Regions from separate parts of the Homo sapiens genome. Here region 2 is linked to region 1. Evidence: chromatin loops called from intact Hi-C (ENCODE). Cell type or tissue: heart right ventricle. All regions are shown on one strand. Each heading gives the region's core, and the rest is flanking DNA. Links, peaks and the distances in the headings are about the cores only. Region 1 overlaps COG4 (component of oligomeric golgi complex 4). Region 2 overlaps DDX19A (DEAD-box helicase 19A).

Region 1 (8,000 bases), core at 1-8,000:
CTCCTGAGCTTTTCTCCCTGGTCCAAGGATGCCTTGCTATCATGTCAGTCACCAAAGAATCCCCTCAAGTGTGGCTCAATGTCACCAAGATAAGTGTCTTCACCATGATGTTTGTATAGGGCTCTATCTCAACATGGGAAAAGATGGCTGCTGACCACTGATAGGCAATTTCCCTCGTACCTCCAGTGTCTTCTTCAGAGTGGAGATGTTTTCACTGCAGACTTCCACGTTGTTCAGAGTCACCTGGGAGATGAGGAAGGAAGAACGTGACTTCCTGCTGACTGTGCCTGCCACCCACTCCAATGCCAGACTGGCTGACAGCTGTGCTCCATGAAGCTCAGAGAAGGGCTGGCTGGAGTTCAGACTTGCGCTAATGAAAACCCACACTGCTACATCTGAGCAGGACGCTCAGATCTTGGATTGGGCAGAATGGGGAAGCAGGCTCGCCCTTTCTTCTGTGCCTGATGACAGGGAGCCTAAAGCTATCAGGACCTCAGAGGTAGTGAGCTCAGGTTTCAGGTCTTCTTTTTTTGTTTGTTTTTTTGTTTTTTTGAGATGGAGTCTGGCTCTGTCACCCAGGCTGGACTGCAAGCTCTGCCTCCCGGGTTCATGCCATTCTCCTGCCTCAGCCACCCGAGTAGCTGGGACAACAGGCGCCCGCCACTACGCCAGGCTAATTTTTTGTATTTTTAGTAGAGACGGGGTTTCACCATGTTAGCCAGGATGGTCTTGATCTCCTGACCTCATGATCTGCCCACCTCGGCCTCCCAAAGTGCTGGGATTACAGGCGTGAGCCACTGCGCCCGGCGAGGTTTCAGGTCTTCTTGTACTGTGTTACCTACAGAGCAGAAATGACTCAGGCATACAGGTCCAGGATAAGTTCTGAGGCTCCAAACGGTCAAGCCCCAGGTCAGTGATACAAAGCCTGACATTCATTAAAGAAAAGCTTCCAGAGAGCCTGCCACCTATGAGGTATTTTCTCATTCTTTATCTCATGGAGTCTGCTAAATACCCCCATAGAACACGTATTATCAAGCCCAGTGCACGGGAGGAAATGAGACTCCTCAGAAGGTAAAATGATTTGGCCAGGCACGGTGGCTCACGCCTGTAATCCCAGCACTTTGGAAGGCCAAGGCGGGTGGATCACCTGAGGTCAGGAGTTCAAGAACAGCCTGGCCAACATGGTGAAACCCTGTCTCTAATAAAAATACACACAAAAAAATTAGCCAGGCGTGGTGGTGCACATCTGTAGACCCAGCTACCAGGAGGCTGAGGCAGGAGAATCGCTTGAACCTGGGAGATGAGAGGTTGCAGTGAGCTGAAATTGTGTCACTGCACTCCAGCCTGTATGACAGAGCAAGACTCTGTCTCAAAAAAAAAAAAAAAAAAAAAAGCTGGGGCAGGGTAGCTCATGCCTGTAATCCCAGCACTTTGGGAGGCCGAAGCAGGTGGATCAAGAGGTCAGGAGTTTGAGACCAGCCTGCCCAACATGGCGAAACCCCGTCTCTACTAAAAATACAAAAAATTAGCCAGGCGTGGTGGCGGGTGCCTGTAATCCCAGCTACTCGGGAGGCTGAGGCAGGAGAATTGCTTGAACTTGGGAGGCGTAGGTTGCAGTGAGCTGAGATCACGCCACTGCACTCTAGCCTCGGTGACAAGAACAAAACTACGTCTCAAAAAAAAAAAAAAAAAAAAAAAGTAAAATGATTCACGAAGGTCTGACAGCAACTGATTCAGCAAATATTTACTGAGCACCTGGATGTGCCAGGCACAGTTCTAGGCACTGAGAGAAAGCAATTAACAAAAAAGACATGGTCCACTCCTCACAGAGCTGACATTCCAGAAGGGAAGCCAGATAGTAAACAAATGCATTATATAATGCCAGGAAGAATAATAAAGCAGGAAAAGGGACAGACACTCAGAGTGACAAGGCCACAAAGCTGGAGCCAGGCTTAGAATTCGGGTCTCTGAGCTTCCAGATGGATAAACAGGTGGAGGTTCCTGGACAGTGGCCACCTGGGGAGGGCATGGAAGCTCCATACCCCTTCCCCCATAATTTGCCCTATTCATCTCTTCATCTGTATCCTATATAATATCCTTTATAATAAACAAATAAACTAAAAAAATGAATTCAGGTCTCCCTACTCTGGTCCAAAGATGACTTTTTTCATAACACGACTGTCTTACAGACTAGGTGCAGAAATACCAATGATAAAAGTAGCATGGAGGCCAGGCGCAGTGGCTCATGCCTGTAATCACAGCAGTTTGGGAGGCCGATGCGGGCAGATCACCTGAGGTTGGGAGTTCGGGACTAGCCTGACCAACATGGAGAAACCCCGTCTCTACTAAAAAAAATACAAAATTAGCCGGGCGTGGTGGTGCATGCCTGTAATCCCAGCTACTTGGGAGGCTGAGACAGAAGAATCACTTGAACCCAGCGGGCAGAGGTTGCAGTGAGCCAAGATCGCGCCATTGCACTCCAGCCTGTGCAACAACAGCAAAACTCCGTCTCAAAAAAAAAAAAAAAGGTAGCATGGGCACGGTGGCTCACACCTGTAATCCCAGCACTTTGGGAGGCTGAGACGGGTGGATCACCTGAGGTCAGGAGTTCGAGACCATCCTGGCCAACATGGCAAAACCCCGTCTCTACTAAAAATACAAAAATTAGTCGGGTGTGGTGGCAGGTGCCTGTAATCCCAGCTACTTGGGGGGCTGAGGCAGGAGAATCGCTTGAACCTATGAGGCGGAGGTTGCAGTGAGCCAAGATCGCGCCATTGCACCCCAGCTGGGGCAACAAGAACGAAACTCCATCTCCAAAAAAAAAAGTAGCATGGGGCAAAATTATTAAGGCACTAATTGCTCTGGCCATTCAGAGGAAAGAACAAACTGTTTCGGTGTAAGGCATTCAAGGAAGGTTCCATGACAGGGTTGGTAGCTGAGCTGAACATAAAAGGGTAGAACATAATTCTGACAGGAGATGAAGGTGAGAACATTTCTCCACCCCCAGCAGCCTCTCTCCAGCTCACTGTCCTATTTGATATTTTCTTAATGGTCCTTAGGATTTCCTGACATTCTCTGGTTTATCTATTTCTTGTCTGCATGGATCTAGCCTGTTTTCTTCACCACTGCGTCTCTATACAGCACTGTCTACCTTTCTGCTTGATGGAAATATTCTAACTGCACTGTCTGGTATGGTAGCCCTCAGCCATGTGTGGCTATTGAGCACCTGAAGCATAGCTAGTACAACTCAGGAAGTGGATTTTTAATTTAAATGTAAATTTCAATAGCCACCTGTGGCTGGTGACTACCATGTTGGGCAGTGTAGCTCTAGAACCCAGAACAGTGCCTGATATTTAGAAGTTTCTCAATAAATATTTGTGCAATGAGTAAGAGAGTGAATGAACATATTCTGGAAAGGGGATAATATAAGCAAGTGCAGAATGGCACAAAACCCAAAAAGGTATTTGAGAAATAGCAGAGTCAGTTCACAGACACGTGCAGGGAAGTGGCAGGAGGTAGAGCTGCGAGGGGCAGAGACTGACGGGGACTTGGGTGCTCTGCTGCAGAGTTAGCCCTGTGACCTGTGGACAGTGGGCTGGCACTGAGGATTTTTAAAGCAGGTGAATGCCACATGAGCACAGCTGTGGTTCAGGAATACTCATCTAGAGGCCGTGGGAGGGAGGAAATAGAGGGCCTGGGGATCCCACTGCCTGTAAACTGGTCTGCTGGTGGCATGATGAGGAAGGCAGGGGTGAGGTAAGGAGGAGCCAGTCTTCGAGACATGAGTCAGGAGCTTCAGGATTTCAGGGTAAAAGGAGGATCTCAGAACCCCAGGGGCTGTGATTAGGAAGTCCCTCTCATCTTGCCCAGAGTGCTTCCCTTGTCGGTGTCCTGCAGCCAGTGCTGAAAGTCATGATGCTGACAGTGCTGCTTAGGCCACTCTGATTGTGGACAGATAAGCCTAAAGGTCTTTCTTTAATATGCCACAACATGAGGCCTCTAATGTCACAAGTTTCCAAATAACTGTCCTGTCCTGACAGCTGAAGGATGAAGGCCATAAGTGTTTCCAAGGCATTTAAGAGCACCAAGAATAACTGTCATGAGGACTTCTGGATTTGAGTTCAAATGGTATTGATTTCAAAGTTTCCCCTGTACTGACAGCCCTAGTAAGCGTGGATTCACTGGGTTTATTCCCTGCCCACAGTGCATGATGTCAGTAAATTTGGAGAATTCATCTAGACAGCCAAATGAATCAAGGTGACATAAAAAATAGGCCCTGCAATGGGAGTGATGACATTTTAAATACTTGGTGTCAGGAAAACCAGAAACCTGTCACCAAGCATTTAGCATCGCCTCTCTTTTTGGTCTTATCTTCTGGGGCCTCAAACAATGAAACTGTGTTAATGGGAGGTCCTCACAGAGCGAATATGCACTGGCCGGTTTTGGAGACATGTAGTCAAGTGGTGGAAAACGGAACTGGAAAGGTGGTATGGGTTAGAGTTAGGAGGCTTAAACAAAGACATCTAGCTTTGATGTGGTAGGCAGCAAGCAGCCAATGATTATTTCTGAGCACAGAAATGAAAGTAAGTTCTGTAAAAAAAATCACAAACAAAATAAAAATTTAAGTTGGTTCATGATGTGATGCTGGTTGCTGGGCATTTTGGCAAAGTTCTCCAAAGGTAACAACTTTCACAGGCAACAGTTTTTTGGATCTGATCTTTTTTTGGCAGCAACCATGATATCCTAGATTGACAGAAACCATACACAGGGCAAATATTTTCTATGACAGGAAGAGAGTGGGGCTGCCTAAACAGCTTTCACATTGGATCTGTCTCATAACTAGTTACTATGGGTTCCTCTGCACAGGGCTTGGTAGATATTAGCAAGTTTAGGCTTCTCTCTCTGCAAGTAACAGCTCTGAACTCTTTTGGGGGTCACAGATCCTTTTAAGAATATGATAACCAGGCACGGTAGCTCATGCCTGTAATCCCAACACTTTGGGAGGCCAAGACGGGTGGATCACTTGAGGTCAGAAGTTCGAGACCAGCCTGGCCAACATGGCAAAACCCAGTCTTTACTAAAAAAAAAAAAAAAAAAATTAGCCAGGTATGGTGGCGCATGCCTGTAATCCCAGCTACTCGGGAGGCTAAAGCAGGAGAATCGCTTGAACCTGTGAGGCGGAGGTTGCAGTGAGCCAAGGTCATGCCATTGCACTCCAGCCTGGGGAACAAGAGCAAGACTCCATCTCAAAAAAAAAAAAAAAAGAATCTGATAAAAGCTAAGGAAGGACCCTGTGACCCAAAAATGCATGTGAACATTTTTGCGTCCAACCCCACTTGTGGGCTACAGATGCTACTAGATGTTTCTTTCAGGCTCTGAGCCTCAGGAGTCAAGACTCAGGGTGCGGCCAATGTGGGGGATGGAGCAGAATGGACCTCGGACTGTGCTACTCCCATGCGTGCTAAGACAGCGTGTGCCAGAGAGGCCTGATCTTGAGCTTAGGATTCATCTGTGGTCTTTCTGGCTCATCACAAACTGGTTGTTGCTTTGTACAAATCCTTTCATCCTTCTGTGCTCCTCCTTTCCAAGCTGTCACACAATGGAAGGCTTGCTGCTTTATCACATCTGTCATTCTGGGTAGCAAAGGGCTTTAATAAAGCCTCCTTTCCAGAGGAAGTTGAAAGCCTAAGACATGTACTAGCAGAGCAGTGATGGCAGGCCCGAAGGACTGGCGCCTGCCCATGCTGCGGGCCTCTCCTCAGAGAAGCAGTCTGGTGGTCTGGCACAGATGGTAGAGCTGGTTCTGTGGCAGATGCAAGCCAAGCTTGGCACTCAGTGGGCTCCTGAGCAGCTGGCCAGTGCTCTGGGGAATGAATTCTAGGTGACAGCTGGACAGCCCAGCCTCTATCGTGGCTCAGGTGACTCAGAATATGTCCCTGAGTAAGAAATAGTTTCAGAACCTTCTGGGAGGAAATTCCCTTAAAGGAGGAATTTTCCTTCTATATAGACACTGGAGGAAAAGTCTCTAGCTAGAGGCCAATTATACTGTGGCTTAGCAGTGATAGCGTAACCTCTCGAGATAAACCAACCCAGCTCGTGAGCTGTGGGGTACCTACCAGGAAGGACATCTTCGCCTCGTCAGTACTCTCGATGCCTTTTGTGTCAAATTTGCCTTGCTGGAGGCTGCTGTGCATGATGTTCACGGCACTTGTCACCCCGCGCTGGATGTCCTGGAAGGTGGTGGCAGGAAAGCCCATCCGCAGCTTATTACACAGAACATCCCTGGGGGGCAGGATTGCATAGAGGAATTGACAGTGCTCAACTTGGCCACCAGGACAGAAGGGCCAGTCTTCACCACTCTGACCCAGCAGCACAAGGTGCTCTTTTAGGGGGAATAACCAGTCCTTAAGACCACTGTAGGAGACCTGAGGAGCCAGGGTATGAAAGTAACCAGCACCCCGTCAAGGACACTGATGTGACAAGAACATACAGGGGAGACTGGCCAATCTCTACTGTTCATGAGGCTTTTAGCCATCACCACTGCACTCCCAACAAAGCTGTGCGGCTTAGTGAACGCAGTACCATGTAGGAGTTGAGAACAGGTTTTGAGTCACTCAGTTCTGGATTCCACCACTGACTCCTAAGTGGTGGATCTTTGACGAGGACGGAATCTCCCTAAAGCACAGTTTCTTCATCTATAAAACAGAGCTAACAGTTCCTACTTCATAGGGTTGTTATTAGGACCTCAAAAGCGCAGGAGATTAGCATAGTGCTGGGCCTGTAGCAATGGTACCTATTGGTGGTATTATTCATCTGAACTGCCTGTTCTCTTTCCTACGTCTAAGGGCCCATAGCTCCTTCAGTCTAGTCCAGGGAACAGAAATTTGGCCCATGAGATATATGGCTGACCAACAGCTTCCTGGAGCCAAGGATACTATCTTAGGGATAGGAGCTGATGTCCTGTATAGAACTTAACTAGAATCATGAGGACAAAGGGCAGAAACAAATGGGCCTCAGGAATCAACAGGAAGGGCCTTTCTGCCTAGAAAGGAGAAAGGGAGTCAACTGTACCTGAAGTCAGACTCCAGCTCTGTGGTGGCGAGGTTGATCATGGCACAGAGACAGTCAATGCTGGAGCTGGACAGAGCCCGCCCAATGCACTTCTTAACAATGTAGAAGACATCATCCACCATGCTGGATGTCAGCTGGCCCTTCTCATAGGTGTCCAGAGCCACAGCCTACCCAAAAGGCAAAGCCAACACTGAGGGTCCCAGTTGTGCATGTCATGTTCTAGATGATTCTGGGTACACTGGCCCTAGCTCTGCTCCCTTTTCTGTACCTTGTCCATGTTTCTCCCAACATGGCGTGCATCCTCCTTGTCAAAATAGCTTACTTCCCTATTGATCACTAGGTGAACAAATTAAATATTTCGGGCCTTAGCCCTGCAGAGATCCATTACCTGGGGAGTGTAAGATATCTGCAGGGGCCCTACTTCCCTGAGGCTCCTTACCCACAAACCTTCAGGGAGGTAGGGAACAAGTGGGCTCCCTGAAGAGCTGAGCTGAGCTGTTCTTTTTTAATTCTTGGGAAGGAAGTCCTAGCTGGGTATACAAAGAACACAACGACTCCAAAGATGCTCTCTAAACATACAAAGTGGTACCACTCAATCTGCATGCAAGAGTATTCTCAAAGCAGGACCAATAAATATGACATGCCTCAGCCATTTCCCTCAGCCTGGCTTCTTGGACCGGAAGCCCCATTTCCAAGAGATGCGTCCTATGTCCTACCTTATTGACAGTCTCCCTCATGAAGTACTCCTCCATGGTAACATATAAGCCAATTAGCTCCTGCATGGTACAGCTCAAAAGGCAGTTATTGAGGAGTTTGTCCAGACACTTCTGGTGCTCTAGGGGACAGCCAAGAAAGGAATACTCATTTTTTTTCCCCAAGGGAAACAGAGCAACTTTTTTCATTTTTTCAGGTTCCTTTATAGTCTTTCT
Region 2 (14,712 bases), core at 6,713-14,712, 120 kb before region 1:
GAGAACAGTTGGGTTGCCTTTTCTTTAGAAACAATCTGGTATGATTTTTCTTAAACATCTTGTCAATTTAGAGGTAGCAGAGAGCTGATTGTAAATGCAATGTAAGAGCAACTTAAATTGATAATTCTTGTGTAGCTGTTTACATAAGAAGTTGGTGTCCAGGTGCGGTGGCTCACGCCTGTAATCCCAGCAGTTTGGGAGGCTAAGGTGAGTGGATCTCTTGAGCTCAGAAGTTCATGACCAGCCTGGGCAACATGGTGAAACCTTATCTCTACAAAAAATAAAAAAAAATTAGCCGGGTGTGGTGGCATGTGCCTGCAGCCCCAGCTACTCAAGGGTGGGAGGATCTCTTGAGGCCTGGGAGGTGTCGGTTGCAGTGAGCCCAGTTCACACAACTGCACTCCAGCCTGGGCGACAGAGTGAGAACGTCTCTCAGAAAGAAGTAGTTAGTGTTTGTCTGTTTATTTTGATTAGACCTAAGTGAATCTGAGCATTTGTAAAGTTTAGTAGGTTAATCGAACCACCTTTATTTACTGTATATCAGCTACTAGAAACTGGCTTCATCAATTTTCTTTTTTTATGGCCGGGCGCTACAGCTCACGCCTGTAATCCTAGCACTTTGGGAGGCCGAGGCAGGTGGATCACCTGAGATTAGGAGTTCAAGACCAGCCTGGCCAACATGGCGAAACCCTGTTTCTACTAAAAATACAAAAATTAGCCAGGTGTGGCAGTATGCGCCTGTAATCCTAGCTCCTCAGAAGGCTGAGGTAGGAGACTCGCTTGAACCCAGGAGGCAGAGGTTGCAGTGAGCCAAGATCACGCTATTGCACTCTAGCTTGAGCAACAGAGCAAGACTCCATCTCAAAAAAAAAAATTTTTTTTTTCTTTTTTCTTTCTTTCTTTCTTTTTTTTTTTTTTTTTAAGAGATGACCTGGCCTTGTTGCCCAGCCCAGAGTGCAGCGGGGCAATCATGGCTCGCTATAGTCTCTAACTCTTAGCCTCAGGCAATCCTCCTGCCTCAATCTCCCAAGTAGCTAGGACTACAGGTGCATGCCACCATGCCCAGCTCATTTTTCTTTTTTGTTTTGTTTTGTTTTGTTTTGTTTTAGAGACAGGGTCTCACTGTGTTGCCCAGGCCGGTCTTGAACGCCTGGACTCCTCAAGCAGTCGTCCCACCTAGGCCTCCCAAAGTGCTGGGATTACAGGCGTGAGCTACCACGCCCAGCCCATCAATTTCCTTACCTATTGATTGTCTGGAGTATTTGCATAGCTGGCTTTGGAAGGAACATGGAACAAAAGGACTTCTAAATCTTAGCAGTATAGTAAATAGTGTTTATTTTCATTTATTATTTACTTTAGAGTCCCACTCTGTCACCCTGGTTGGAGTGCAGTGGCTCAGTCACAGATCACTGCAGCCTTGACCTCCTGAGCTCAAGTGAGCCTCCCACCTCAGCCTCTTGAGTAACTGGGACTACAGGTGTGTCCAGCTATTTTTTGTATTTTTTTGTAGAGACGAGGTATCACCATGTTGCCCAGGCTGTTCTCGAACTTCTGGCCTCAAGCAGTTGGCCTGCCTTGACCTCCCAAAGTGCTGAGATTACAGGCATGAGTCACTGTACCTGACCTGTTTTTAGATATATCTTTTATAATTTATGTAATGCTATGAATTAATAACCACCACCCTTGCTGTGTCCAGGGAACACTTGTCTTCCAAGGCCAGCCAGATTTGCGGGTCTGCTGAAAGCATTAATTTCTCTAAGAAAAGAAACCATTCTGTATTTTATGAATTATAGAATAGTTGCAGATTAAGATTCCTTAGGGAAGGGCGGTAGCTTGGTTTGATTTGGTTTGGTTTTTGACAGTGTTTTTTTAAGGCATAGGAAAATACGTCTGACAGAGGTAGGAGGCATCATTCCTTTCTATAGAAAAAGATAAGATTCTAGGCCTCTAAAACAATTCTAACTTCTAGGCATCCATCCTCTGTCTTCCTGGCTTCCTAGGAAACCACAGCTTCTCCAGGGAGTCTATGCCATGGGCTTCAATCGACCCTCCAAGATACAAGAGAACGCATTACCCATGATGCTTGCTGAACCGTGAGTATGCAGATGAAGCGCATCTCACCCAGTGTGATTAGATCAATCTTCCCCAAACTGCGTTTTTGTGCCTGAGAACAGAAGGAGCTGTTTGGGGCCACGTGTTTCCTCAGGAATACAGCTTAGGCAAGTGCAGAGAGAATCGGATGGAGTTAGCTACAGTTTCTGCCTTTCCCACTTAACAATAGAAACTTATAGAGAAAGGTAGTGCTTTATTCCATGCTATCTTAAAAACTGGGCTTAAGGCCGGGCATGGTGGCTCACTCCTGTAATCCTAGCACTTTGGGAGGCCGAGGCGGGCGGATCACCTGAGGTCAGGAGATTGAGTCCAGCCTGGCCAACATGGCAAAACCCTGTCTCTACTAAAAATACAAAATTAGCTGGGCACGGTGGCCCAAACCTGTAATCCTAGCACTTTGGGAGGCCAAGGTGGGCGGATTGCCTGAGCTCAGTAATTCGAGACCAGCCTGGGCAACATGGTGAAACCCCGTCTTACTAAAATCAAAAAAAAAAAAATATCCAGGCCTGTTGGCATGTGCCTGTAGTCCCAGCTACTCAGGAGGCTAAGGCAGGAGAATTGCTTGAACCCGGGAGGCAGAGGTTGCAGTGAGCCGAGATGGTGCCACTGTACTCTAGCCTGGTGACAGCAAGACCCTGTCTCAAAAAAAAAAAAAAACTAAACTAAAAATACAACAATTAGCCTGGCATGGTGGCACGTACCTGTGGTCATGTAGCTGAGGCAGGAGAATTGCTTGAACCCCAGAGGCAGAGGTTGCAGTGAGCCGAGACATGCCACTGCACTCTAGCCTGGGAAACATAGACTCTGTCTCAAAAAAAAAAAAAAAAAAAAAACTGGGTTTAAAAAATATTATTTTGATGTGAATGGTGTTGCAATAAATTCAAAAACAAACAAAATATTATTTGGAAATTTTTGAGACCTACACAAAGGTGTAAAGAACAATACCAAGAACACCTCTGTAGCCCTATCCTGCCAAGAAAGGAAGCAGGTCCAGTTGATAGTTGAAGCCCCTGAATTCCCCTCCTTCCACATCCTTCTCCCACCCTGACAAGACTAAGTTCCTTTTGAGACAGGGTCTCATTCTGTTTCCCCATCTAGAGTGCAGTGGTGCAATTACAGCCCACTGCAGCCTCGACCTCCTGGGCTTAATTAATCCTCTCACCTCAGCCTCCGGAGTAGCTGGGACTATAGGCATGTGCCACCATGCCCAGCTGACTTTAAAAAAACTTTTTTGTAGTTTGAGAAGCTGAGGCAGGTGGATCACTTGAGGTCAGGAGTTTGAGACCAGCCTGGCCAACATGGTGAAACCCCGTCTCTACAAAAAATACAAAAAAATTAGCCGGGCTTGGTGGCGCACACCTGTAATCCCAGCTGCTAGGGAGGCTGAGGTGGGAGGATCGCTTGAACCCAGGAAACAGAGGTTGCAATGAGCCAAGATTACACCATTGCACTCCAGCCTGGGCGACAGAGTAAGACTCTGTCTCAAAAAAAAAAAAAAAATTTGTAGAGACAGGGTATCACTATGTTGCCAGGGCTGGTCTCAAACTCCTGGCCTCAAGTGATTCTCCAGCCTCAGCCTCCCAAAGTGTTGGGATTATAGGCATGTGTTACTGCACCTGGCATATTTATCATTTTTTCTTTTTTGAGATGGAGTCTCCTCTGTCGCCCAGGCTGGAGTGCAGTGGTGCAATCTTGGCTCATTTCAACCTCTGCCTTCCAGGTTCAAGTGATTCTCCTGCCTCAGCCTCCTGAGTAGCTAGGATTACAGGCGCACACCACCACACCTGGCTAATTTTTGTATTTTTTTGTCTGTTCGTTTGTTTTTGGGATGAAGTCTCGCTCTGTTGCCCAGGCTGGAGTGCAATGGCGCGGTCTCAGCTCACCGCAACCTTCGCCTCCCGGGTTCAAGTGATTCTCCTGGCTCAGCTTCCCGAGTAGCTGGGATTACAGGTGCCTGCCACCATGCCTGGCTAATTTTTGTATTTTTAGTAGAGATGGGGTTTTACCACGTTGGCCAGGCTGGTCTCGAACTGCTGACCTCGTGATCTGCCTGGCTCAGCCTCCCAAAGTGCTGGGATTACAGGCGTGAGCCACCGCACCCAGCCTAATTTTTGTATTTTTAATGGAGGTGGGGTTTCACCATGTTGGCCAGGCTGGTGTCGAACTCCTGACCTCAAGTGATCTGCCCACCTTAGTTTATTTATTTATTTATTTATTTATTTTTTTGTGAGATGGAGTCTCGCTCTGTCGCCCAGGCTGGAATGCAGTGGCGCAACGTCTGCTCACTGCAAGCTCCGCCTCCCAGGTTCATGCCATTCTCCTGCCTCAACCTTCCCAGTAGCTGAGACTACAGGTACCCGCCACCACGCCCGGCTAATTTTTTATATTTTTAGTAGAGACGGGGTTTCATTGTGTTAGCCAGGGTGGTCTCGATCTCCTGATCTTGTGATCCGCCTGCCTCGGCCTCCCAAAGTGCTGGGATGACAGGCGTAAGCCATATTTATCTTTTTTAATGACAACCATGCCACCTATTCCCATGATGCTGGGTCCCATAAAATGGAATGTAAAAGTTCCCTCTAAAACATCCACCTGACTTAGCATCTTGTCCATAAAACTGGGGAAAGGCACACACAGAAGGAACCAAATTCTGGGAATGCATCATGGCTCAGCCAAAAATATTGCTGGGGTCTTGTCTGGGCACAGATCTTACTCTGCACACTTGATTTCCCTGTGCCCCTTGGGGTGCAAAACTGGGGTCCTTTAGCTGTGCTAGAGGCTAGAATGAGAATTTCTTGGTGTGAGCCCATTTAAAATAATCATTTATTTTACAATTTAAGCAGCTTTTTAACAGCGTATAAAAAAATGTATGAAAGTAATTTGTGCTCAATGGAGAAAACCTGGGTAATATAGAGAAGCACGAAGGGGGAAATATGCCTTTCATTCAGAAAGAACATTTTGACATGTTACTGAGTTTCACCAATTTAAGTTTCATTTCTGTTCTTCCTTGATCCAGCCCACAGAATCTGATTGCCCAGTCTCAGTCTGGCACTGGTAAAACAGCTGCCTTTGTCTTAGCCATGCTCAGCCGAGTGGAGCCATCAGACAGATACCCCCAGGTGAGGGCTTGCGGGGCTGGGTGTCCTAGGTTGCCTGCCCTGGGGAGCGCAGTGCCATCTGGTGAGGAGTAACGAGAGGTCTGAAGCTTCTGACACCTTAGGCTGTGGCTCAGGCAGAGCAAGTTCCTACACCAGGCCCTGACCTGGGAGAATGTGCTTGAAAGCAGCAGCCTTAGACCATGGCTTGCAAAGGCCTCTGCCAAGCCAGGGCTACCTGCTGCAGGCTTCAGTCTATGGCTGAAAGGTGGGCCTGGATGGGAGGACATGCTTCCCTGTGCTATTCAAGTGCTAATAACATCAGCATACTGGGTGCCTTCAGGTCTGTTACCAAATGGCTCTCCTAAACTCATCCTTTATGATTTTTCTGTCAGTGTCTGTGCCTCTCCCCAACATATGAGCTGGCGCTTCAAACAGGAAAAGTGATTGAGCAGATGGGCAAATTTTACCCAGAACTGAAGCTTGCCTATGCCGTTCGAGGCAATAAATGTGAGTACGGCAGGCGACAACTGAACAGTGAGCAGGGTAGGGGGTTGGGCGTTTGAATTTTGAAGATGCGATGACCGTATTCAACTTTCTAATTCAGTCTGACCCTGGAGCCTAACTGTGTTGCTCTATTTGAATCTATTTGAATACCTGCTAATTTGTTAACAGTCTTTTTCAGTCTTAAAATAAGATTTTCGGTTGATTAAAAAAAAAAATCCACGCATGGCTCACAGAGTTCTTAATATCTAGAGTTCTTCGCTCAGAAGGTAGAGTTTTGAATTTAGCGTCCAGAGTTCTGGGACCTGCTACCAAAGAGGGATTAACAGGACTGAGGATGGAAGGTTGGGGTCAGCTCCCTTTCTTTAAAAGTAAGCAAAACCAGGTACAGTGGCTCACACCTGCAATCCCAGCCCTTTGGGAGGCCAGGGTGGGAGGACTGCTTGAGCACATGGTTCGAGACCAGCCTGGGCAACATAGTAAGACAAAAAATAAAAAAAAAAAAATAGCCAAGCGTGGAAGTGCCAGCTTGTAGTCCCAGCTACTTGGGAGGCTGAGGCAGGAGGATCGCTTGAACCTGTGTGGTCAAAGCTGCAGTGAGCCATGACTGTGTCACCGCACTCTAGTCTGGGCAACAGAGTGAGACCCTGTCTCAAAATAAATAAATAAATAAACATAAAAAGAGTTGGATGATGTTGGATTATAGGAGGAAGAAGAAGGGAACTGATGCTTATTGAAGGATTGCTGTGTGGGATTTGATCCTGACCACAGTGCACTGAGATAGGTGTCATTCTGCCCACTTCACAGCAGAAGAGACCAAGACTGAGGGGAACACTCATGTGTGTTTTGAAATCTGGAAATAACTTGTTCTCCTAGTCCTAGAAGGATGGGCAGGGCTTTGATTTCCAGAGCTGGCTTTGCCTTTGAAATACCTATGAAAATCACCTGGGTCTCCACAGTGGAAAGAGGCCAGAAGATCAGTGAGCAGATTGTCATTGGCACCCCTGGGACCGTGCTGGACTGGTGCTCCAAGCTCAAGTTCATTGATCCCAAGAAAATCAAGGTGTTTGTTCTGGATGAGGCTGATGTCATGATAGCCACTCAGGGCCACCAAGATCAGAGCATCCGCATCCAGAGGTAGGGATCTCGAGGGTGGGGGACTCCTCAGACTCCCCATCTGCAGTGTCTTCTCCCTTCACTTCAGACGCCTCCTCTGGCTTCTGCCTGGGTCTTGGCTCTCGTACTCTCAGCAGCATTTGTTTGACGGGCCATTTCCATGTCAGCGCTGATCACAGTCCCTCCCAACCTGGGTTGAGAAAGGAGACCTAGGGACTCTTCCCCAACCCTTGTCCCCATCCCAGGCCTGCTGCTCCTCCTCCCCAAGATGCTCCTCCCCCATCAGCCTTCCTGGGCATCTAGACCCTCCCAGCTGGGGAGGCTGTGCTTCCGTTGCTTCCCAGGGCCACCTGGGGCCATCTACCCGGGCCTTCCCTTGCAGGATGCTGCCCAGGAACTGCCAGATGCTGCTTTTCTCCGCCACCTTTGAAGACTCTGTGTGGAAGTTTGCCCAGAAAGTGGTCCCAGACCCAAATGTTATCAAACTGAAGCGTGAGGAAGAGACCCTGGATACCATCAAGCAGTACTATGTCCTGTGCAGCAGCAGAGACGAGAAGTTCCAGGCCTTGTGTAACCTCTACGGGGCCATCACCATTGCTCAAGCCATGATCTTCTGCCATGTGAGTAGCAGCGGCAGTGGCAGGCCTGGCCCCTCCCTCTCAGCCAGCTCCCCACAGGGCTCAGGAGGACTGGATGCCCCTGAGCGCCATGGAAAGAAGGGAAGTGCTTTTTGAAGATGTAAGAGACAGGCTCTCCTTTAGTGGGGGTAATGGTAGTATCCCAAGGGATACATAGCCTAAAGATAGAGCCCCTGAACTTTATGTCTTATTTGTGGATGATGTATTGTTGCACAACCCAAGAGAATCAACTCATATTTGTAAGAAAAATAAAAAATTCAACAAGATGGCCGGGTACGGTGGCTCATGCCTGTAATCCCAGCATTTTGGGAGGCCGAGATGGGTGGATCACGAGGTCAGGAGATCGAGACCATCCTGACTAACACGGTGAAACCCCATCTCTACTAAAAGTACAAAAAATTAGCGCGGCGTGGTGGCGGGCGCTTGTAATCCCAGCTACTCGGGAGGCTGAGGCAGGAGAATGGTGTGAACCCGGGAGGCAGAGCTTGCAGTGAGCCGAGATCACACCACGGCACTCCAGCCTGGCAACAGAGAGAGACTCCGTCTCAAAAAAAAAAAAAGTTCAACAAGATAGTCATAACATTCACACACATAGTTTTCCAGTCTCAAACAACAAATACTTAGAAAATGGAAGCATAGATCTCATTGATAATAGAAAAAATAAATATTTAAGATCTCTGAAGAAAATGTCAAAATGATTTTAGAATAAAAGAGACACCGGAGCACGGTGGCTCATGCCTGTAATCCCAGCACTTTGGCAGGCCGAGACAGGCGGATCACCTGAGGTCGGGAGTTGGAGACCAGCCTGACCAACATGGAGAAACCTCGTCTCTACTAAAAATACAAAATTAACTGGGTGTGGTGGTGCATGCCTGTAATCCCAGCTACTCGGGAGGCTGAGGCAACAGAATCACTTGAAGCTGGGAGGCGGAGATTGCAGTGAGCTGAGATCGTGCCCCTGCACTCCAGCCTGGGTGAGAGAGCGAGACTCCGTCTCAAAAAAAAAAAAAAAGAGGCCAGGCTTAGTGGCTCACGCCTGTAATCCCAACACCTTTGGAGGCCAAGGTAGAAGGATTGCTTCAGCCCAGGAGTTTGAGACCAGCCTGGGCAACGTCGGGAGACCCCATTTCTAAAACACTTAAAAAAAATTAGCTGGATGTGGTGGCACACACCTGTAGTCTCAGCTACTCGGAAGACTGAGGTGGGAGGATCCCTTGAGCCCAGGAGTTAGAGGCTGCAGTCAGCTGTGATCACGCCACTGCACTTAGCATGGGTCATAAAGCAACACTCTGTCTCAAAACAAGGAAACATACAATGCAATGATACAGTGATAACAGTAATATATCTCTCAAATATAATCCACGTTCTCCTATCTCCACTTGTGCCAAAAGTATTCTTTTTTTTTTTGAGACCGAGTCTATCTAGCTCTGTCACCCAGGCTGGAGTGCAATGGTGTGATCTAGGCTCACTGCAACCTCCGCCTCCTGGGTTCAAGCAATTCTCCTGCCCCAGCCTCCAGAGTAGCTGGGATTACCAGCGCCCGCCATCATGCCCAGCTAATTTTTGTATTTTTGGTACAGGGGGTTTCACCATGTTGCCCAGGCTTGTCTTGAACTGCTGACCACAGGTGATCCAACTGCCATGGCCTCCCAAAGTACTGGGATTACAGGCATGAGCCACTGCGCCTGACGCCAAAAAATACTCTTTTTTTTTTTTTTTAGACGGTCTCACTATCTTGCCCAGGCTGGACTCAAACTCCTGGGCTCAAGCAATTCTCCTACCTCAACCTCCCAAGTAGGTGGGACTCCAGGCACATGGCACTGTGCCCAGCTCATCTTTATTGCTTTTTGTTTTGTTAAATCCAAGAGCCAGTCAAGTTTTGCTTGTTGCATTTAGTTGTCATGTCTCTTAAGACTCCTAAATCTAGAAGAATTTCCTCACCTTTATTTTATTGCCTCTCATTACAATGACATCTTGAAGCATCCAGGGTAGTCTTTTCTTTTTGAGATGTAGTTTTGCTTTTGTTGCCCAGGCTGGAGTGCAGTGGTGCAATCTCGGTTCACCACAACCTCTGCCTCCCGGGTTCTAGCAATTCTCCTGCCTCAGCCTTCCCGGGTAGCTGGGATTACAGGCATGTGCCACCACACCTGGCTAATTTTGTATTTTTAGTAGAGACAGGGTTTCTCCATATTAGTCAGGCTAGTCTCAAACTTCTGACCTCAGGTGATCCGCCCGCCTCGGCCTCCCAAAGTGCTGGGATTACAGGCGTGAACCACCGTGCCCGGCCAATCTGGTTTTTTTTTTTTTTTTTTTTTTTTTGAAACGGAATCTCGCCTCTTGCCCAGGCTGGAGTGCAATGGCATGATCTTGGCTCACTGCAGCCTCTGCCTCCCGGGTTCAAGCGATTCTCCTCCCTCGGCTTCCTGAGTAGCTGAGATTACATGCACATGCCACCACGCCCAGCTAATTTTTGTATTTTTAGCAGAGACGGGGTTTCACCATGTTGGTCAGGCTTGTGTTGAACTCCTGACCTCGCGATCGGCCCACCTCGGCCTCCCGAAGTGCTGGGATTACAGGCATGAGCCACCGCGCCTGGCCCCCAGGGTAGTCTTTTACTCCTAGGCTCAAGTGATCCTTCACTTGATCTCCCAAATTGCTGTGGTTATAGGCGTGAGCCACCGTATCTTGCCCCAGGTTAAATATTTTTGTGGTATAAATTTTCTTTTTTTTTTCTTTTCTTCTTTTTTTTTTTTTTTGGAGACAAGGTCTTGCTCCGTCACCCAGGCTGGAGTGCAATGGTGCAATCTTGGCTCACCAGCCTCGACCTCTCAGGTTTAAGCGATTCTCCTGCCTCAGCTCCCTCAAGTAGCTGGGACTTACAGGCCTACACCACCATGCCTAGCTAAATTTTTTGTAGAGACAGGTTTGGCCATGTTCCCCAGGCTGGTCTCGAACTCCTGAGTTCAAGCGATCCACGTGCCTCGTCCTCCCAAAGTGCTAGGAGTACAGGTGTGAGCCACCATGCCCAGCCAGGTACAAATATTTTCGTAAGATTACAAGCCAGGTGACATTGTTACTTCCTGTTGCACTATATCGGGTTTACAATTTTAAGAAATTTAGCTTTTAGCTGCTAAGTTTCAGGTACAGTCTTCCAGATCAAAAATATCTTCAGCTGAGCGTGGTGCCTCACACCTGTACTCCCAGCCCTTTGGGAAGCCAAGGCAGGATAATGACTTGAGCCCAGGACTTTTTAGATCACCCTGAGTGACAGCAAGACTGTGTCTCAAAAAGAAAAAATATATACTCAAATACTTTCATTTCTCAATTGTTTTTTTTCTTCCAGACTCGCAAAACAGCTAGTTGGCTGGCAGCAGAGCTCTCAAAAGAAGGCCACCAGGTGGCTCTGCTGAGTGGGGAGATGATGGTGGAGCAGAGGGCTGCGGTGATTGAGCGCTTCCGAGAGGGCAAAGAGAAGGTTTTGGTGACCACCAACGTGTGTGCCCGCGGTGAGCAGAGGACGTGTCCCACCTGGTCTGCCAGGCTCGGGGTCCCAGGCCCAATTAGAGCCAGAAATCCTTGTATACAGGGAAGTCGGATGGTCTCAGGGAGATGGGTGGGGTTGGTGACACTATTCCTTTCTAGGAGAGACTGTTTGGATTTCCCTGAGGTGGTAAGAACTCACACATGCCAGGTGCGGTGGCTCATGCCTGCAATCCCAAGGCAGGAAAATTGCTTGAACCCTGGAGACAGAGGTTGCAGTGAGCCGAGAATGTGCTATAGCACTCCATCCTGGGTGACAGAGTGAGACTCTGTCTCCAAAAAAAAAAAGGAAGAGGGCAGGCCCAGTGGCTCACGCCTGTAATCCCAGCACTTTGGGAGGCCGAGGTGGGCGAATCACCTGAGGTCAGGAATTCGAGACCAGCCTGACCAATATGGTGAAACCCCATCTCTACTAAAAATACAAAAATTAGCCGGGCGTGGTGGCATGCGCCTGTAATCCCAGCTACTCAGGAGGCTGAGACAGGAGAATCGCTTGAACCCGGGAGGTGGAGGTTACGGTGAGTGAGATCGCGCCATTGCACTCCAGCCTGGGCAACAAGAGCGAAACTCCGTCTCAAAAATAAAAAAAGAAAGAAAGAAAAGGAACTCCCGCAGAAACCAGTAGTCCTGACTTGGTGGAAGGAAATGTACAGGCATCTGACTGGTAGAGAACGGAGCCTACTCTTCCAGGGGCGCCCATCTCCAGAACATTGTGTCTCCCAGAGGATTACCGACTGATCTCATGATTTTGTTGGCACTTGCCAAAGTTCTCTTCTTTTCCTCTGGGTTCTGTTGCCTGCCTATATGTGTGCCCTCTCTTGTACCCAGAGTTGGCCTGTCCCAAATTCTTTCCCTCTATCCCAAAGTTGGTACGCATTGACCTACCTATGGATGACAGTGATTTCTGTCTCCTGTCCTTAGTCCTCTCAGCCTCCAACTCTCCTTCCTGCAGGCATTGATGTTGAACAAGTGTCTGTCGTCATCAACTTTGATCTTCCCGTGGACAAGGACGGGAATCCTGACAATGAGACCTACCTGCACCGGATCGGGCGCACGGGCCGCTTTGGCAAGAGGGGCCTGGCAGTGAACATGGTGGACAGCAAGCACAGCATGAACATCCTGAACAGAATCCAGGAGCATTTTAGTGAGTCCCGGGGAGGGTCCTGTGCCTGGCGCCCTTTGCTAAGTAGGGCGGGGTGGTGAAAGGGGTAGGATCTTCTGTAGCCCCAAGAGAGGCTCTGTCCCTAGCACACTCCCCTCCTTTCTGACCATATGGCAGTTCTCAGGGAGCACACCTGGAGACTTCAGGACCCAGGGACTCCAAGGACAGCTCCCCTGTGACTGGGCTTCGGGGCGTGGGGCTCTGACTGTTGCTGTCAGTGACTAGGGGCCCTGCTGCCCCCTGCTTAGGCACCCGGAGCCTTTGGGCCTGAATGAATGATTGCTGTGGCCTGAGGTGGGGCACATTCCTGGGCAGGGTAGAGACTTGTGTATCTTTCCCCCAGATAAGAAGATAGAAAGATTGGACACAGATGATTTGGACGAGATTGAGAAAATAGCCAACTGAGAAGCTCCACCAGCCACTGATGCCAGCCCTGGCACTGCCCCTGCACAGGAGACAAGTGCATTTAGGGCACAGGCCCCGACATCACCCCAAGGACAACGGCAGAAGTAGAGAGAAACTACCTACCTCACTTCAAATTATGTTTGGACTTGACAAAAATAGGTGCAAATGATGGGGGGCAATAGAAGAAAAAATTTGCATTTTGGAAAATTGGGTCCTTTCCCCACTTTTTTAAAGCCACATTCCCCCATCTTTATAATAATCTGGTCACAGTGGTAGTCGCTGGCCCCAGGACCCCCTCCTGATTTTGGCTAGGCATCGTGGAACCAGCTCCAGCCCCTGAAGAAACGATAGATGTGCAGGTTGTGCGGAAGAGGCTGAGTGGAAAATGGTGTGAGCCCCACCGCTGTGCATCGAATGAGGGAAGTGGCAGCAGAGAGGCCAGAGCTGCCCCCTCTCTGTCTCTTCAATGGACCCTTCACAAGTGTTTCTCCTGCCCTTGGGGCTGTCTTCCTTCTCCTGAAATCCAGAGACTTTCTTGCTCATCCCTTCTCCCTTTCACTTCTGTTCTCTGCTGCAGAAAGCAGACTTGCATATCCCTGATGAGCAGCTCGGCTACTTTTGTAAACTTCAGATTTGGAGAGAAACACGAAAGTCTGAATCCTGACCCCTTGAGAGAGAGTGATCTGGCGAGGGCCGATGAAGGGGCTGGGCCTGGTCTTGCCTTCTCTTCTCTCGGTTGCTCCCTCTGCCTAGGCCCCTGGTACTCAGTCACGGCAGCCAGGAGACCCCAGGTGAGTTTCTGAGCGCATACGTAGTTGGTTCTTACCCCCAGGTGTCACACGGGGCCGAGAGCTGAGCAAGAATTTGGAATGGAAGTTATGACCAAGGGAATTATGCTGTTCATTTATAATAGTGGACATTATGGAGAGCTCTGATTCCTACATAATATGAATAAGGATGGATAGGCCGGGCGTGGTGGCTCATGCCTATAATCCCAGCACGTTGGGAGGCTGAGGCGGGCGGATCGGTTGAGCTCAGGCGTTCGGGACCAGCCTGGCCAACATGATGAAACCCCGTCTCTACCAAAAATAGAAAAAAATATAGCCGGGCCTGGTGGCGCACGCCTGTAGTCCCAGCTACTCGGGAGGCTGAGGTAGGAGGATCGCTTGAGCCTGGGTAGAGGCTGCTGTGAGCTGAAATGGCGCCACTGCACTCCAGCCTGGGTAACAGAGCGAGACCCCGACTCAATAAATAAATAAGGATGGATAAATTGTAGCGTATGCACCATTCATTATGCTAAGACATTTTAAAGTAATTATGAGAAACGCTCTACTAATGATTTGTTTTTATTTGTATTTTTCTGCTTATTAGACAAATATATACTCATTTTAAAAAGGCGTGTGTGTATATAAAGTGAGAGTGCTCTCTATCCCTTCTCTTCTGGGATCCTGATTCCTGGCAGCTTGGTGAATATTCTACCATATTGCCTTTTATTTGCATAAACCCATTTTTCTTTTACAAAAACAGGAACATTCTGTTCACACTACTATGCAACCTGCTTTCACTGATCAGCATGTGTTAGACATGTTGACATGTCCAATACACACACATCTTCCTTGCCCTGGAAACACCATCCACCTTCCTTTCTGCGTGTAGCTGTCCCGGCATTTATCTCCTGGTTCCTCTAGTGACAGGCATGGGGGATTTCTAGTACATGGCTGTTATCCACAGTACCACAATGAACATTTTTTTTTTCTTTTTTTGAGACAGAGTGTCACTCTGGCCCGGAGTACAGAGGCGTGATCTCGGCCCACTGCAACCTCTGCCTCCCAGCTTCAAGCAGTTCTCTTGCCTCAGCCTCCCAAGTAGCTGGGATTACAGGCACATGCCAGCATGCCCAGCTAATCTTTATATTTTCTGTAGAGATGGGGTTTTGCCATGTTGGCCAGGCTGGTCTCGAACTGACCTCAAGTGGTCTGCCTACCTCTGTCGGCCTCCCAAAGTGCTAGGATTATAGGTGGGTGCCATCACGCCTGGCCGAACATTTTTTTTTTTTTTTTTTTGAGACGGAGTCTCACTCTGTCGCCCAGGCTGGAATTCCGTGGCGTGATCTCAGCTCACTGCAACCTCCACCTCCTGGGTT

What was found. Hi-C counts contacts between places; a loop is a spot of excess contacts. Peaks named below come from ENCODE experiments on the same cell type or tissue, not always from the same donor. Only the 100,000 strongest peaks of a DNase experiment are listed, where the experiment ranks them.
Region 2: a loop joins it to region 1, with 2.2 times the contacts of the local background. A loop is called at or near these places in 2 of 110 quality-filtered maps.

The regions. Positions count from the first base shown.
Region 1 is chr16:70,490,150-70,498,149 of GRCh38, forward strand. It overlaps COG4 (component of oligomeric golgi complex 4), which reads right to left. Exons shown (of 19, transcript NM_015386.3): 10 at 7,788-7,906; 11 at 7,072-7,238; 12 at 6,117-6,282; 13 at 181-243. Among named protein-coding and RNA genes, the nearest start is that of COG4, 29 kb to the right of the region's middle. In heart right ventricle, for the core only: no CTCF peak of the experiment used is centred there; no DNase peak of the experiment used is centred there; H3K27ac peaks cover 1,501 bases.
Region 2 is chr16:70,359,418-70,374,129 of GRCh38, forward strand. DDX19A (DEAD-box helicase 19A) reads left to right here. Exons shown (of 12, transcript NM_018332.5): 5 at 2,001-2,093; 6 at 5,126-5,228; 7 at 5,600-5,714; 8 at 6,668-6,845; 9 at 7,207-7,444; 10 at 10,806-10,968; 11 at 11,955-12,146; 12 at 12,508-13,966. The coding sequence ends at 12,569. Among named protein-coding and RNA genes, the nearest start is that of DDX19A, 20 kb to the left of the region's middle. In heart right ventricle, for the core only: a CTCF peak has its summit at 10,852 (motif pointing right); a DNase peak (open chromatin) is centred at 10,914; H3K27ac peaks cover 778 bases.